3 separate regions of the Homo sapiens genome follow, and all the other regions are linked to region 1. The links are chromatin contacts, found by Hi-C in ENCODE. All regions are on one chromosome and are shown on one strand. Each heading gives the region's core, a stretch centred on a gene start or an enhancer-like site at or near the end of the contact. The rest is flanking DNA. Distances are from core to core; before and after follow the strand shown.

Region 1 (5,166 bases), core at 1,712-4,211:
GATTCAAACGATTCTCTTGCCTCAGCCTTCTGAGTAGCTGAGATCACAGGCATGCGCCAGCACACCCGGCTAATTTTTGTATTTTCAGTAGAGATGGGGTTTCACCATGCTGGCCAGGCTGGTCTTGAACTCCTGACCTCAAGTGATCCTCCTGTCTCAGCCTCCCAAAGTACTGGGATTACAGGCGTGAACCACCATGCCTGGCCTGAAGTACTTCTTTAGTAACCTACTCAATAATGTAATATGATCTAAAAAAATCTATGATTTCTACTGGTGTCAGGGCCATAGATGTATTAATACTACCATAGTATGTTGACTACACTGACAATTGTTATAAATACTGCATTTCAGTTAAAAGTTAGAAGAAATAAAGATGTATTTTCTTTCCATCCAAGTTCATGGGCCCCTCCAGGGCATGGAGACCCTAAGTTAGGGATTGTCCTCCACTGGACTGTTGGCCCCTGTTGTAGATACAGCCTTACCTGTCTCTGAATTGCTGTTCTCAGCACAGTACCTGATATGGGGTCATTCCTCAGTAAATGTTACCTGGATTAAATGAAATGCAGAGCGAGGAAACCAACATTTATCAAACACTTAAGAGTATTGCCAGGCCTTTCAGCTCTTGTCTCTTTGGACCCTCAGTAACTGCCAGGGAAATATCACCCAGAATTTTTCAGATGAGGACACTGAGGACACTGGCACTCAGAGAGGACAGCAGGATTTCAACTCAGGGCTGTTTGACTCCAAAGTTCATGCTCTCTCTGCTCACAGCTTTGCCTCTTACAAAACTTCCCCAGATAAGATCACAAGCGAAGTTGTTTCAGATACTTGATGTTTCCAAACTTCTTAAAAAGATACAACAGCCAGGCGCGGTGGCTCACACCTGTAATACCAGCCTGTGATCCCAGCTACTCGGGAGGCTGAGGGAGGAGAATCGCTTGAACCCGGGAGGCGGAGGTTGCAGTGAGCCGAGATTGTGCCATTGCACTCCAGCCTGGGCAACAAGAGCGAAACTCCGTCTCAAAAAAAAAAAAAAAAAAAAAAAGACATAGTACTGGCTGGGTTTAGTGGCTCACGCCTATAATCCCAACACTTTGGGAGACTGGAGGATCACTTGAGCCCAGGAGTTTGAGACCAGCCTGGATAACATGGCGAAACCCTGACTCTATAAAAAATAAAAAAATTGGCCAGGTGTGGTGGTGCGTGTCTATAGTCCCAGCTACCCAGGAGGCTGAGCCTGGGAGGTTGAGGCTGCGGTGAGCTATGATCACAACACTGCACTACAGCCTTGACGACAGAGTGAGACCCTGTCTCAAAAAAAAAAAAAAAAAAAAAAAAAGAGACTCAATACAACTTCAACATTTTTTTTTCCTAATTCCGTAAGTCTAGCTTACAGGGATACTTAGTTGAAAAATCTACAAAAATTTCTTAGTCTGGATATAGAGTGACTGTGTTCCTATAAGCACAAATTTATACCCATCAAGATGAGACCAGTCCTAGCACAGACCAGGATTTTGAAATGTCAAACAAGCTGTATTTTCTCTGATGCTTCACAAGCATATCTGGTCCTCTCAGGAGAGATTTTTTTTTTCAGGCAGATTTGTGGTGGACATAGAGGAAGGTCACAGGATGGTACTATGTTCCACAAAACTGTGTCCTGTACTGCATGCATACAGATTAGGCAACATTATTAAATACGTTTATTTCCTTTCTTTCCTTCCTTCCTTCCTCCCTCCCTCCCTCCCTTTCTTTCTTCCTTTTTTTTTTTTTTTGAGACAGAGTCTTGCTCTGTCGCCCAGGCTGGAGTGCAATGGCGTGATCTTGGCTCACTGCAACGTCTGCCTCCCGGGTTCAAGCAATTCTCTTGCCTCGGTCACCCGAGTAGCTGGGATTACAGGCACCCACCACCACGACTGGCTAATTTTTTGTATTTTTAGTAGACATGGGGTTTTGCCATGTAGACCAGGCTGGTCTCGAACTCCTAACCTCAGGTGATCCACCTACCCGGGCCTCCCAAAATGCTGGGATTACAGGAGTGAGCCACCGCACCTAGCCTGTTACATTGCATTTTCTACTGTTAAGATGTTTTTTCCACTTGGGAATCATGTTGATCATACACAGAGAATGGAAGATACGTTGCAGTTTATACAAATGACATTTTCTGCAACGCGTCTGAGAACATGTTCTTGTAACAACTGAACATTTCTAACATTTCTTTTGAGGGGAACACCCATTTTATAACACTTTCTACTTAAAAGCACAGATCCCTCAAAGACCCTGAGTAAGCTGGATCCGTTACCATTTCCTTTAGCAGAGCGCCTTCGATTTCCCTTAGCTGCATATGTCCACCTCTGCGGGGGGCTCCACAGCCTCAGCCTGATCTTTCCGTCCTAGGCCTGATTATGGACTGCCAAGACTTTTTGGAGAAAGCAGTTTCTTGTCGCTCTTCTTTTTTCATTCTTCTTGATTTGCTTCCCTCTAACTATTGTCCCGAATCTCCTCCAGTTTCCAGAGCAACCCTCAGCAGGAGACTCTGTGCTTGATTCACCAAGGAGGAGAAAGGGTTTGAACTCCACTCCATCACCTCTGTCTCACCCACCAAAACCTCCCTAGAGCTGTTTTTCACAGCTTCCTCTCCTCGTTTCTGAGGAAGATAGGGCTTTCTTGCTTGCCAACACAAATCACTGTGCTCTGAATTTTACCTCCCTTCTGGATTTCAGTCCTTTTACCCCCTCTACATCTCTCCTCCATTTATAAAAGTGCTCAGAGATGCCCATTCTTTAAAATAAATACCTAAAAGAAAACAAAACCTTTCCCTTATTTTTGTTACTGCCCTAATCTAGTCTTATATCTCCTGCTTTCCTTTCACTGCCAGACGTCTTGGACTTGTGGTTTATAATCACATGGCTTCAGCTTTTGAAACTTGGCTTCTCTCCCTACCATCCTACTGAGAACTGTTCTCTAGAAGGTCACTGAGTCTCTTGTTTGTCAGATCCAGTGGCCTTTCCTCCGTTCTAATGCTCGAAATCTGTAGCATCTGACAATTTTTATTACCATGTGCTTCAGGCTCACTGTACCCTCGGCTTCCAGAACACCGTACTACCAGCTTCATCTCCTACCTTTCTGACCACTCCTCTTTTTTTTTCCTTCGGTAGTTCTTTCTTCCCCACTCCTGTGGCTTCCATACTAAATTCTACATAGAGAGCTCCCTGATGTTGATCTCCAGGATTGCCCTACACATTTCAGACCAGCATTTCCCCCACCAGCCATTCCCTTCCTCCTGAGTCCAGGATCTCCTGATTCAAGGGTCCACATCTCCTCTGACCCAGTTCCTCTCTTGCGTGTCCCACTGTTGCACATACTGCCGTCACTCAGAGTTCACGGACTTTTTTTTTTTTTTTTTTTTTGGTGACAGGATCTTGCTCTCTTGCCCAAGCTGGAGTGCAGTGGCATGATTATAGCTCACTGCAGCCTTGAACTCCTGGGCTCAAGCAATTCTCCCTCCTCAGTCTCCTGAGTAGCCAGGACAACAGGTGTGAGCCACTGAGCCTGGCAGGTTAAAAATTATTTTTTGTAGCAATGGGGTCTCATTATGTTGCCCAGTTTGGTCTTGAATTCCTGGCCTCAAGCGATCTTCCACCTTGGCCTTCCCAAGTGCTAGAATTACAGGCATGAGCCACTGCTCCTGGCCCACTCTCTGACTTTTGATTCTTTCTTCTGCCTCAGAGTTAGTCACTGGCAAATTCTGAACATTGCACTGTCTCCCATTTCACTCTTGGCCCTCCTTTCCATTCCCACAGCTACTTTGGTTTTAGGTCCTTGTCTCTTCTCTGCCCCTGTTTCTACTTCTGCCCTCATTTGTCTCACAGACATTCCAGGTAAAGGTGGGCAGCTCCAATACTGGCACCTTCCTGCTCAAAACCTCTTTATGGCTTTCTACTGTTAATGGAACTACAGATCCACAATTTTGCATGCAAAACTTTCACAAAAATGCAATATGGATTTATGAACTCTACAGTTAGTTTGGGAAAAACTGAAATGAAAGCCAGAACAAACTATCAACAAAACTATACTGTCTCTACCCTTTACTACAAAGGTTTTTTTTTTTTTTGAGATAGGGTCCTGCTCTGTTGTCCAGGGTGTAGTGCAGTAGTGCCATCATGGCTCACTGCAGCCTGGACCTCGCAGGCTCAAGCAATTCTCCTGCCTTGGCCTCCCAAAGTACTAGGATTAGAGGCATGAGCCACTGCACCCAGCCTAATATAAGGTTTCTAAGAAAAGGAAATTAAAAACCCCAAAAAGACAGTGGATACTTTTTCCAAATGAAATATTTCTCAGAGTCCAGATAAACATAAGTAGAATGTCAATTCGGTAGGTGTGCCAAACAGCCACCGTTCTGTAACTGTGACAATGCCCTCTGCTGTATTTATTGATGATATCTTTTTAATTCAAATATAGTGGAACATTTGACCATGGAATCAAGAGTTCTGTGTTCTGCTGGGCATGGTGGTATGTGCCTGTAATCCTAGCATTTTGGGAGGCAGAGGCAGGAGGATCGTTTGAATCCAGCAGTTCAAGATAAGCCTGGGCAACAAAGACTTTGTCTCTACTAAAAATTTAAAAATTAGCCAGGTATGGTGGTGCATGCCTGTAGTCCTAGCTACTGGGAAAGCCAAGGTGGGAGGATCACTTGAGCCCAGGAGTTTGAGGCTGCAGTGTGCTATGATTGCACCACTGCACTCCAGCCTGGGTAACAGAGTGAGATCTTGTTTTCACAAAAATAAAAAAATAAAAGAAATAAAGAGTTATGTGTTCCTGTTCGAATTGCAGAGTTAATTGGTCTAGCTCTTGTTAAGTCACTTAACATCTTTAGGCATTAATTTCCATATCTGCAATCTTTTGGGGTTTGAGGACTGTTTTGTCGGTAGTTCTCAATACTGGCTGCACGTTTCAGGTACCTGGGGAGTGGGTTTAAAACACATCCACAGGCCGGGCGCGGTGGCTCATGCCTGTAATCCCAGCACTTTGGGAGGCCAAGGCAGGTGGATCATGAGGTCAGGAGATCAAGACCATCCTGGCTAATATGGTGAAACCCCGTCTCTACTAAAAAATACAAAAAAAAATTAGCCGGGCATGGTGGCGGGCGCCTGTAGTCCCAGCTACTCA
Region 2 (5,166 bases), core at 1,964-4,463, 6.6 Mb before region 1:
CTCTTTAGAACCTTTAGTCATGTGCCATTTTCCTGTGACTCTCAAAAAAACAAATACAAGGGAGACTGAGCAGTCACTGATAAACACGGATAACTGCTGCCACTTACTGTGCAGCCTGCAAAATGGAGTTGCCCGTGTAAGCAGCAGCCCAGTTACAGATCAGCCAATATGGAGTGGCTGCTTAGTGACTTTTGCTTTGGACTCATGTTTCAAAACAGTCTTTCTATTCATAGCATATACTTGTCATTCACAAAGTTTCCAACTGGCACCATGTTAGGCCTCCTGTTATTCTTGTTTTGGCTGCTGTGGAGAATGATTCTCTATAAGTGTCTCTTACTTATGCCTTTCAGAGCGTATTTCTTTATTTTAAGGCAGATAATCCCAAGTTACCCTTTAACTGTGAAAATTCACTCAGCCTGTCTCCAGAAACGTGGAATATCAGAGAAACAGAAACTTAAATTTGTTTAGCATAGATTATAGCCAAGTCCATATAACAGCCAATGTATTAATTCATAAGCTTTCATTTTTTTTACCCTGCAACCCAAATAATTTTCAATTTAATCATTTTAGCCCCAAGGAAAATGTAAATGACTCAGAATCCTTTTTCTCTCTATGGTTTTGAATATCACTTTCTTCATTTTACACACCCTCCACCTCTAGAGTTAAGATTTATTCCATCCCACAATTATCCTCAAGACATTCTGTGTGTACTATGCAGAACACATCTTTAGTCCTGGGCTAACACAATTTGCCATGAACTGAAAATATTTATATACTGTCCTAGTCTGAATAACTAGGGTTTCTTGTTTGTTTGTTTGTTTGCCCTTGAAAACCACCCATCGTTATTATTTAGCATACTTGGTCAGATAACAATGAATCAAAAACAGGGTACAGTTCAGTGGTTCCTAATCTAAGTATGAATATAGTAACAGGAGTCTCTAAGCTAATTTCAAAAAGCCCAAACTATTTTATTTTTCCCCTCAGTAAGACTGTACCATTCATCATTACAGGAAAAGACCAATTTAGTGAAGCACTATTTTTCACATGTTAATCAGAGGTTCACTGGTAGTTATAGGTCTGATTTTTATCAGAAAAAAACATTCATAAATAAGGTTGAGTAGACACAATCTTTCAAAATAAAGCAGCCAGGGAGAAATCAAATTATAATAAAAACCGTTCTAGATTGTGCACTGGTTACAGGGGGAAAAAGTCTTCAAAGTTGGAAAATGGTTTCTAGTCCTGAGCAACATAATTAGGAGAAAGCCACTGCATTTGTCTGGGCCTCCATTCTTAAGCTATAAAATAAAGGTTTGATCAAATGATCTCTGAGATGTCTTACAGCTCTAAAATGCCTCTTTATGATTTTGATATTATAAGTGCCCTAAATGCCCAGAGTCACCTCACTCCTGGATGTATCACTCCATTCTCTCTAGCACTGCAATCCTGATTAGAGCCCAGTATCCAGTAGATAAGGTTTCTCTCCTCTACCTAGCAACTCAGCCAAGAGGATGTTTTCAGAGAAACTCTGTACACTTCAGGACACTGAGAAGGGGAAGGAACCCTAGTTACAACAGGAAACACTAGAACCAGAAAGGGGAAACAAAGCAAGTCACTGCTGCACATGGCATACAAACAGTGTGGCAGGCCTTGGTTTTCCACTAATCTTCACAACAACCCTTCCACTAGGAATTACTATCTATATCAGCCCCTCCCCTACCCGCCCCGCCCCCAATTTACAGATGGGATAACTGACTTGCCTAATGCATTCTGATCCATTTGTTTTACAAAAATAGCCCCATGGCTTTAGATTATGAATTTTACAGAGCAGAGTTGTAAGCGGGGACAAGGATTTGCGACTGGGGCTGAGAATGATCTTAGCCTATAATTACAGACTTGTTAAATTTGGTTAAGAATTTTTTTCTGTACTTTTTGAGTACAGAAAGCTATGCAAGATGCTATACTAAGTTGCATACATCAAAGTCAAAGTCACAGTCAGAGGTTTGAGTAATAATGTCATATTTTCTGGACAACCAGACAGCTGCTTATAATCAAAACCCAAAAGATATATTTGAGCAGCTCGATGGGTAAATGTTTTCCATCTCTATTCCAGAATTTAAATTCCATTTTCATCGTATAAGGCTGTCTTATTTCCTATATTTTGTATTTGATTAGAAATAATTCCAGAAGCCTGAACTTCGTCTGATCTAAAATTAATTTCACTTGTATACTAATTATAAGCCACAATTATTTAACAATCTGAAGATTGTAATTTACATCATAATCAGAGTCTGTGACTTAAAAATAGTTACTATTTTCAAGCATGTTAACATCAACATTAACGTAAATATCCTATTTACTTTTATGAAATGAATGTGTTCCTTTTCTCAAAAAAGGTACAGAAAGGACAACTGAATTACAGGCCTGAGAGCGAATCCAGAAAAACTACTTATTTAGCAAGATTTTGCATGTATTCAACTGTTTTAATTAAAGAGAGTGTTCGTTTACTTGAGGCCTGGAAAACATTTTCCCAGACCCAAGATCCTGCATGGAAAGACAATAAACCAAGTTAACAGTTCAAGGCTCATTTTAAGTCGATTCCGCTGTGAGAATACTTACAGGGTCCAAGATTGCAAGAGGATGGGTCTAGAAAGGTACACCGTTCCTGCTTGGCTGCACAACCCGGAATTCTGCAGGCTTTCTGGCGGCAATGCCACACTCCAATCCCAAAAGAGAGAGAAGCCCCTCCCGGGCACAGAACTAAGCGCTGCACATTCCGGCGAAGGATGTCTAGCCTGCTGGCAGTCCCATTAACTGGAGCTGTTTTCCGGAATACAGCAACTGTAAACGTGAGCCTGTTTTCCCTATCGACAGCCTCCTCAATCCCCTCTCACTTTGACCTGGGTGGGACGGAGAACCCCCTCCACATAACAGGCTGGGGAGGCCGCTGCGACGCCCCTTTCGAGGAAGGCTGAGGGCGGCCCCGCCGTCGCTTCCGCGGCCCCGGGCCGGGGGCTTTTCTAGCCTGCTCCGGGAGGCTCGGCCGAGGAGCTATGAGGCCGCCCATGCCGCCTCCCTCGGCTGCCCACAAGAGGCCCTCCCAGACTCATCATGCCGGAGCCCGAACCGGCGGGTAACCAACCCTCCATAAGCCGTACTCACCTGTCAGGAAGTGGTCGCCCAGCAGCCATCTTAGGACCCCGTCAACATCGCGCCTTCTCATTGGCTCCTGCGTCTCAACCAATGGGCTGGGGCCGTTCTGGCCCTAGGGTCGCCTTAGCAACCGGCCTCCTGGGGCTTCCCTTTTTAGTCCGCCCGAAGGAGGTGGTTCCTTTCTTTCTTTTTTTTCTCTCTTTTATCTTGCCGTTTTCTCTTTCTTCTGAACATTTTTAAAGACTTTGTTCTTTCTTCATTCCCTGCTGTAGGCCAATGCGTCTGGGCAAGGAAAGGGCTGACATAGACCTTGAACTGAGAGTTGATGCCACCAGGAGGGAGAATCTTGCAGAGTGCTTTCTTTCTAGGCCCCTCTGCAAACGTCTTCATTCATTCATCCTTTCCCCTCACTCTCTTCCTTTTTTTTAATTTTTTTTCTTTCTTCACCTATTTATTGGGCGCCTACTTTGTACCAGGCATCGTGCTAATCTCTGGTTAGCAGAAAACATGCTGACTCTTGCTCTCTTGGCGCCTACCGTCTGGTGATGGGGTCCAAGGTGCTTCACTGACTGGACCAAAAGTTTACCGAACTTCTTTTTTTCTTATTTGTGGCAGGCACTGTGTTATGCCCAGAAGGGGGTGCTTGGGGAACATAGAAAATAAGGGGAAAAAAAAGAGAGAGAAAAGCACTGCGAAGAGGATAAAATACCCTATGGATAGGGATGGGAATAGGGCTATTTTAGAAATATTTGCATTTTCCGAAATACTGTTTTATAATAAGAATAACATTAAGTGTACCTATTTGCTAATTTTGTGATGATTATATAAGAAAAGCCTGGGCAACAGAACCAGACCCTATTTCAAAAAAAGAAAAGAAAAGAAAATACAGTAGGCTTCCCTCATCTGTGGCTTCTCTTAGCCTGATTTCAGTTACCTGGGGTCAACCAAGGTCCAAACACATTAAGTAAAAAATTCCAGAAATAAGCAATTCAAATGTTTCATTGCAAGCCCATTCTGGATATCCTGATGAAATCTGCAGTGTGAATCATCGCTTTGTCCATGCATGCTGTTAGGCTACCAGGTTCTTAGTCACTTAGTAGCCATCTTGGTTATCAGATTGAAAAACTATATGTGGGGTTCGCCATTATTCCAGGATTCAGGCATCTACCGGGGAGTCTTGGAAGGTATTCCCTGCGGATAAGGGAGGCTACTGTACACATAAAGACTTTAACATGTTACCTAGCCCACGCTAATTTTCAATCTCAGCTGTTTTTTGCTGTTAACATTACCAATAATGTCTTTCTTCAAAGCAAGCTAAATGTGTATAAAATTTTGCATTGCACTCAGTAATATATCTCAATTTCACATCAACAGATGGTTAAGCCTATTAACTATCCACTAAACCACCTCACCTCCAACATCTTCCAGAAGATGCGCCAAGTTTAGAGAGCAGTTTTCTATAACCCCAGAATCATAGTAAAACCTGAATCAGCAAGTTTGGATCGCCGAGGTCCCTCTTCCTGTTCACATTCTCTGATTCTAGAGTAGAAGCAAGGCTGAATGAGTTAAGGATCTGTGTAAAACTATTTTGGCCAAATCTGTTCAGCTTCTCAGTAGGATTTTCCTTGAATCCAAATCTTTAAAAAGTTAAACAGGTAACAAGAAGGTGTGCCTGAGAGTGCTGTTGTAACTGCATTAGGCTTCTTAATTGCTCTTCATCTGGGGATAGCAAAATACTACAGACAAGGTAGCTTAGGCAACAGGAATTTATTTCTCACAGTTCTAGATGCTGGGAAGTCCAAGATCAAGATGCCAGCAAAGTAGGTTTTTTTTTTTTTTTTTTTTGAGGCCTCTTCTCTTGCGTGGTAGGCAGCCACCCTTGCCCTGTCGTGCTCCCATCACCTTTTCTTTATATGCACAGTTTGGGGAGCTCTCCAGTGTCTCTTCTCTGTACTTAAAAGGACACTAATCCTGTTGGATCAGGGTTCTACCCTTCTGACCTTATTTAACCTTAAT
Region 3 (5,166 bases), core at 1,198-3,697, 6.2 Mb before region 1:
GATTTGATGAGCGAGTATTTATTCTGCAGTATTTTCATTTCTATGCTAAGTAAAACAGACCTATAATTTTCTCTTCTTACATGTCCTTATCTGTTTTAGAATCAAGATTTCACAAGCCTCATAAAATGAACTTGGTATTTTTTCTATTTTCCAGTGCAACTTGCAAAAAGAATTAAGTGTTAAAGTATGGTGGAACTCATCAGCGTATCTGGATGCAGAGCTTCTAAAAAGGGAGATCTTTACCATTTCAGTTTATTAGTTCAAGATATTTCTTCTGATACCAATTTTCACATTTACTAGTTTTCTAAGAACTATATTTTTCATTTAGGCTTTCAAATTCATCAGCCTAAGTTCATAACGTTCTTTTTTTAATCTGATATTTGTAGTTATTTTCCATTTTTCATTTATTTGCATCTTTTTTTCTTGTCGTTTTTATCAGAGGTCTGTCTGCCTAGCTTACTCATCTTTTCACAAAAATAATCTTTTGGTGTGACAAATCCTTTTGTTCTCAATTTTACTGATTTCTGTTCCTAACTTTATGCTCTTTTTTGAACTCTTCAAAGGAACTTTACTAAGGCAATCTTCCTTCGTGACTCAGGTGAAGTCATTCTGCCACTCTACAGGAGGTCTGGTTCCACAACACAGCCTTCAACACACAAACTATACAATATAAACATGATTATCATGAATAAGGAGAAAAAGCGTATATAATCTTACCAAACGTACATATCAATGTCTTTGACTAAGGCAGTATCTTGGGGCAAATAAAATTACGCGCTGTTCCCACACACAGTGTGTAAGATTCCGACTATCTGCATCAAGGCAAATATTTTCTCTGCACAGCTAACTGGACAAGTACAGCTTCATAAAATTAGTAGCTAGAAATGAACTCTCCAGTTGCTTTACCAGATGCCACTCAAAACTTGCAGTTAATAATAGGAGAGAAAAACCTGGCTGTGATGGTCACAATCATTTTCAACATCCTATCACCACCACCACCGCCACGCACACATACACACAAACCAAAGTAAAAGCACATTCTTTTCCTAGCTATGGAAGCATACATATATCCTGGTCAGAGGCAGTTTCGGATTACAAAACAGATTTTGGTCTTAAATCTTAATGCGTGCAATTGAGCGTTAAGACAGACTACTAACATAAAGTTCAACATGCAACCCAATCTTGGGTTTGGACACAAGACATAACCCATCCTGAAAGGCTTATTCTTATGAGTGTAAGCTCTGAAAAGTGATTTTATGCATTATTAGCTTCAAGACGATGTCGGAGCTGCCACTGCATCGGAAAGCAACTCATTATTTCCCTAGCAGGATGCAAAAGTGTAACACAGTAGAGAAGGAACAAGGTGTAGATATAGGTCAACTTTCAAATTCCTTACTTGTTTAACACAGCCTGGCCAAAAACACAAGAACACAAGTTGCCAGATTTCTTTTCTCTCTCTGGCTGCAGAAGACTGAAGGCCTTTCCCTAACGAGACTCAGGCAGCCTTATTTTCCCCTCACTTTGAGGGTGAAACTTCAAGAGAAGACGGGTGCGAAAAGAGCTTCCCAATGTTGAGAGACTGCCAGTTGTGATAGGGATCGCACTGACCGAACTTGGGGCTCCGTGTGTACCAGGCTGCCTCTCTAGGCCAGGTAATACAAGAAGCCAGGGCCGCTCAGGCGCTGGCCGCAGACACCAAATGAGGGGGAGGGGACGGTGAGGGGGAAGGAGGCAGGGAGGCGAAGGCGGACGGGGAGAAGAGGAAAGACCGAGGCCTGAAACAAAGGAAGCGGAGCTTTCTCCAAGAGGGGGTGGATTCGGCGTCCGAGTGAGGTGGAGAAAAGCCAAGGCTGCAGGGAAAGGCTGGACTCACAGAACTTGGAGGTGGAGGTGTTGATGTTGATGGTGGAGCTGGCGGTGGGGGCGGGGGCCGCCTTGGCCACGGCGGCGGCCGCGTCGCAGCTCTTCAACATCATGATCACCCCATTAGCCTCCGGCGGTGGCTGCGGCCCCATCGGGAGCCCCTCCTTGGGGCCTTTCCTGTCCACGGAGACCGCGGGCACCGCCAGCAGCTGCCCCCCCGGAGGCTCTCGGGCAGGGGCCGGGATCGACGAGGGGGGCGGCGGAGGTGGCAGGGGCTGCCGGAAGCCGTCCACCGCAGCCTCCCAGTTGTTGTGGTTCTGGTCGTCCATCATCGCCTCGTAGCTGCCCCCCTCCTCCTCTTCCATGCTTTCCTCCATCCTGCTGGCCCCCGGCACCCGCCCGCCTCACAGGCACCTGCCGCCTGTCTCAACCCCGGGCCAGCGGGCACCGCTGCCTCCCCGAGTTACATCGCCGGCGGCAGGAATGGGCGCAGCGGAGAGGGCTGCGGTGCGCAGGGTCTCTCGCTCTCCGCGGGGCCGACTAGCTTGAAGACGCGGCTGACGGCGGTGGGCGCTCCGGGGCTCTAGTCTGGGAGAGGCAGCCGTAAAGCAGCGGCGCTCCTCACGACGTTTTACAGCGGCTTCCAACAGGCAGTTGGAAAGGGCAGCTGGGGGCGCGGCCAGGAGGGCACGTGGTGCGAGGGACTGGCCGCGAGAAAGCGGAGCCAAAAGGGGCGGGAGCTGTGAGTCACTCCCACGCAACAGGGCAGAGGTTCGCCCCGCCTCGGCTGGCAGGGAGCTAACAGGGGAGGCGCGACGGGTCGGGACGGGCATTCGCCGGCCCCGCCCCCTGCCCGGCCTCACGTGACAAAGGTGTGTCTTGCGCACGCGCGTTCGCAATCTGGTTACCATGACGACGAGGCCCTCGCCGGTTCCTGAGGACGCGCGCGGAGCAGTCTTGGCAGTAGCTGTGGACTGGCCAGAGTGATTGGAGGTGTTTTCCTCGCGTCCTCCAAGTCTACGGGGCCTTCGCACCTCTGAGTGCCTGAGAGCCCCGGCTTTTGCTTGGGACGGAGGTACGGGACCACAAGAGGCCCCGGGGTCGCAGGTTATAAACGGATGAGACCGCCCTGGGCGGCCCGTGGTCCGACTGCTCTTGGGTCGGTCCCCAGCCGTCGCGACACACACGCACAAAATCGAGAATAAAAACCGAATCACACATAGCAGGATGGCGCAAAAAAGAAATGCGTTTGAGTTACTCATGTGTTTTTAAAATTCCTTTACGTTTGTATGCACTAAGGCCAGCAACCCAACTTTTAAAAATGCCGGCTCAGGCCGGGCGCGGTGGCTTACTCCTGTAATCCCAGCACTTTGGGAGGCTGAGGCGGGCGGATCACGAGGTCAGGAAATCGACACTATTCTGGCTAACACGGGAAACCCCGTTTCTACTAAAAATACAAAAAAGTTAGCCGGGCGTGGTGGCACGTGCCTGTTGTCCCAGCTAGCTGCTCGGGAGGCTGAGGCAGAATTGCTTGAACCCGGGAGGCAGAGGTTGCAGTGAGCCGAAATCGCGCCACTGCACTCCAGCCTGGGCAACAGAGCGAGACTCCATCTCAAAAAAAAAAAAAAAATGCGAGCTGGGCGCAGTGGCTCACGCCTGTAATTCAACCACTTGAGGAGACAGAGATGGGAGGCCCGCTTGTGCCCAGGAATTCGAGACCAGCCAGACCAGCATAACAAGACCACGCCTCTAAAAACAAAATTAGCCTGGCATGGTGGCGTGTGCCTGTGGTCCCAGCTACTCTGGAGGCTTAGGTGGATCACTTGAGCCCTGGAGGTCAAGGCTGCAGTGAGCCGAGATCGCGCAACTGCACTCCAGCCTGGGTGACAGAGTGAGACTGTCTCCAAAAAAAAAAAGAGAATTAAGTGGTATGCTGAAGGGGAAAACATAAAACCTTAGAATTACATGTGTGGCAAAAAGAGAGGCAGAAGGAAGGCAAATTCTGTTTCAAACAACTAATGGTTTATCATCAACAGACTCTAGGTAGATGGCTGGGTGAGTGCGATGGGATAAAGAAGGGTCTTTACATTTAAAAAAAAAGTCCAATATACAGGGAAGATAGAGTCAAAAAAGTGTCTCTAACATACTGTGTCATAAAGCAAGTCTTTACATATCTAAGGATTTATATCATAGCGACTATATGGCCACAAAATATATGAAGCGAAAATGAACAGAAGTATAAGAAGACAAAGAAATCTACCATCAGAGTAGGTGATTTTTCACTCCCTCTCTAATTGCAGTGAGTTGAATACAGCCTCCCACAAGATATGTCCATATCCTAATTCCTAGAACTTGCGAGTATGACCTTATTTGGAAAAACGGCGTTTGCAGATGTAATTAAAGTTCTTGAGATGAGAAGATCATCCTGGATTATCCAGGTGGGCCATCAATCCAATGATAGGTGTCTTTATAAAAGAGAGGTAGAAGAGAAGAGAAGGTAATGTAACCACAGAAGCAGAGATTGGAGTGATGGCATTCCCAAGTCAAGGAATGCTGACAGCACCCAAAGCTGGAAGAGACAAATTTTCCTCTTGAGCCTCTGGAGGGATTGTGACCCTGCCAACATGTAGATTTCAGACTTCTAGATGCCAGAACTGAGAATTCATGTCGGTTTTTTTAAGCCACCTATTGTGATAATTTGTTAAGCAACTGATTACAGGAAACTAATACATAGACCGAGGGGACCAAAAAAATCTTTAAGGTACTGGAAGAGTTGAGTAACACAATTACCAAGCTTAATCTAATATATATGTGTAGAATATTGCCTTAATGACCATAGAATACACACTCCTATCAAGAATATGCTAAACATTTACAAAAATTGAACATACTGTGTCATAAAGCAAGTCTCCACATATCTAAGGATTTATATCATAGTAACCACATTTTCTGGTCACTATATAGGTAAGTTAAAAATCAATAACCAAAAGGTAACTGGCAAGCCCCATATTTCCACTATTCCAATTAACTCATGGGTCATAAAATCATAATAGAAATTAGAAAACATTTAGAACTGATGGGCTTGGTACTAATCATAGCAATGTAACTTCCATCCTCTTGAGGGCCCTGCTCCAAGGGTTTTTACCCAGCACACTGATGAATACTGAACCTTTTGTGTGTGTGTTGTCAAAATGATCAATATAACAGCCATTTTTGCTGTAATTAAACTACTGTGACAAGACCTAATGACAGTTGAGCGAAACCAGTCACTGACAGGGGACAATTTCCCATAAGAAATCCTAC

What was found. A loop is a pair of places that touch in the nucleus more often than their neighbours do. Pooled maps may share reads with other maps.
Region 2: a map of CD4-positive, alpha-beta T cell shows a loop between it and region 1 (8-fold over the local background). The contact joins the promoter of FAM204A here to the enhancer-like site in region 1. A Hi-C loop is called at or near these places in 2 of 168 maps with a recorded cell type or tissue (CD4-positive, alpha-beta T cell and CD8-positive, alpha-beta T cell) and 8 of 50 pooled maps.
Region 3: a map of naive thymus-derived CD4-positive, alpha-beta T cell shows a loop between it and region 1 (9-fold over the local background). The contact joins the promoter of CACUL1 here to the enhancer-like site in region 1. A Hi-C loop is called at or near these places in 1 of 168 maps with a recorded cell type or tissue (naive thymus-derived CD4-positive, alpha-beta T cell), 1 of 37 single-sample maps with no recorded cell type and 9 of 50 pooled maps.

What each region holds. Positions count from the first base shown.
Region 1 is chr10:124,908,956-124,914,121 of GRCh38, forward strand. No RefSeq gene overlaps it. Among named protein-coding and RNA genes, the nearest start is that of ZRANB1, 31 kb to the right of the region's middle. Within about 2 kb of position 2,962, at least 4 of the 41 ENCODE cell types and tissues checked have a DNase peak (open chromatin) inside an H3K27ac peak, as active enhancers do.
Region 2 is chr10:118,339,111-118,344,276 of GRCh38, forward strand. It overlaps FAM204A (family with sequence similarity 204 member A), which reads right to left and starts at 3,214. Exons shown (of 9, transcript NM_022063.3): 1 at 3,160-3,214; 2 at 2,617-2,817. RefSeq lists enhancers at 3,019-3,518, 3,155-3,374.
Region 3 is chr10:118,752,523-118,757,688 of GRCh38, forward strand. CACUL1 (CDK2 associated cullin domain 1) reads right to left here and starts at 2,448. Exons shown (of 9, transcript NM_153810.5): 1 at 1,874-2,448. The coding sequence starts at 2,240. RefSeq lists enhancers at 2,377-2,516, 2,515-2,809.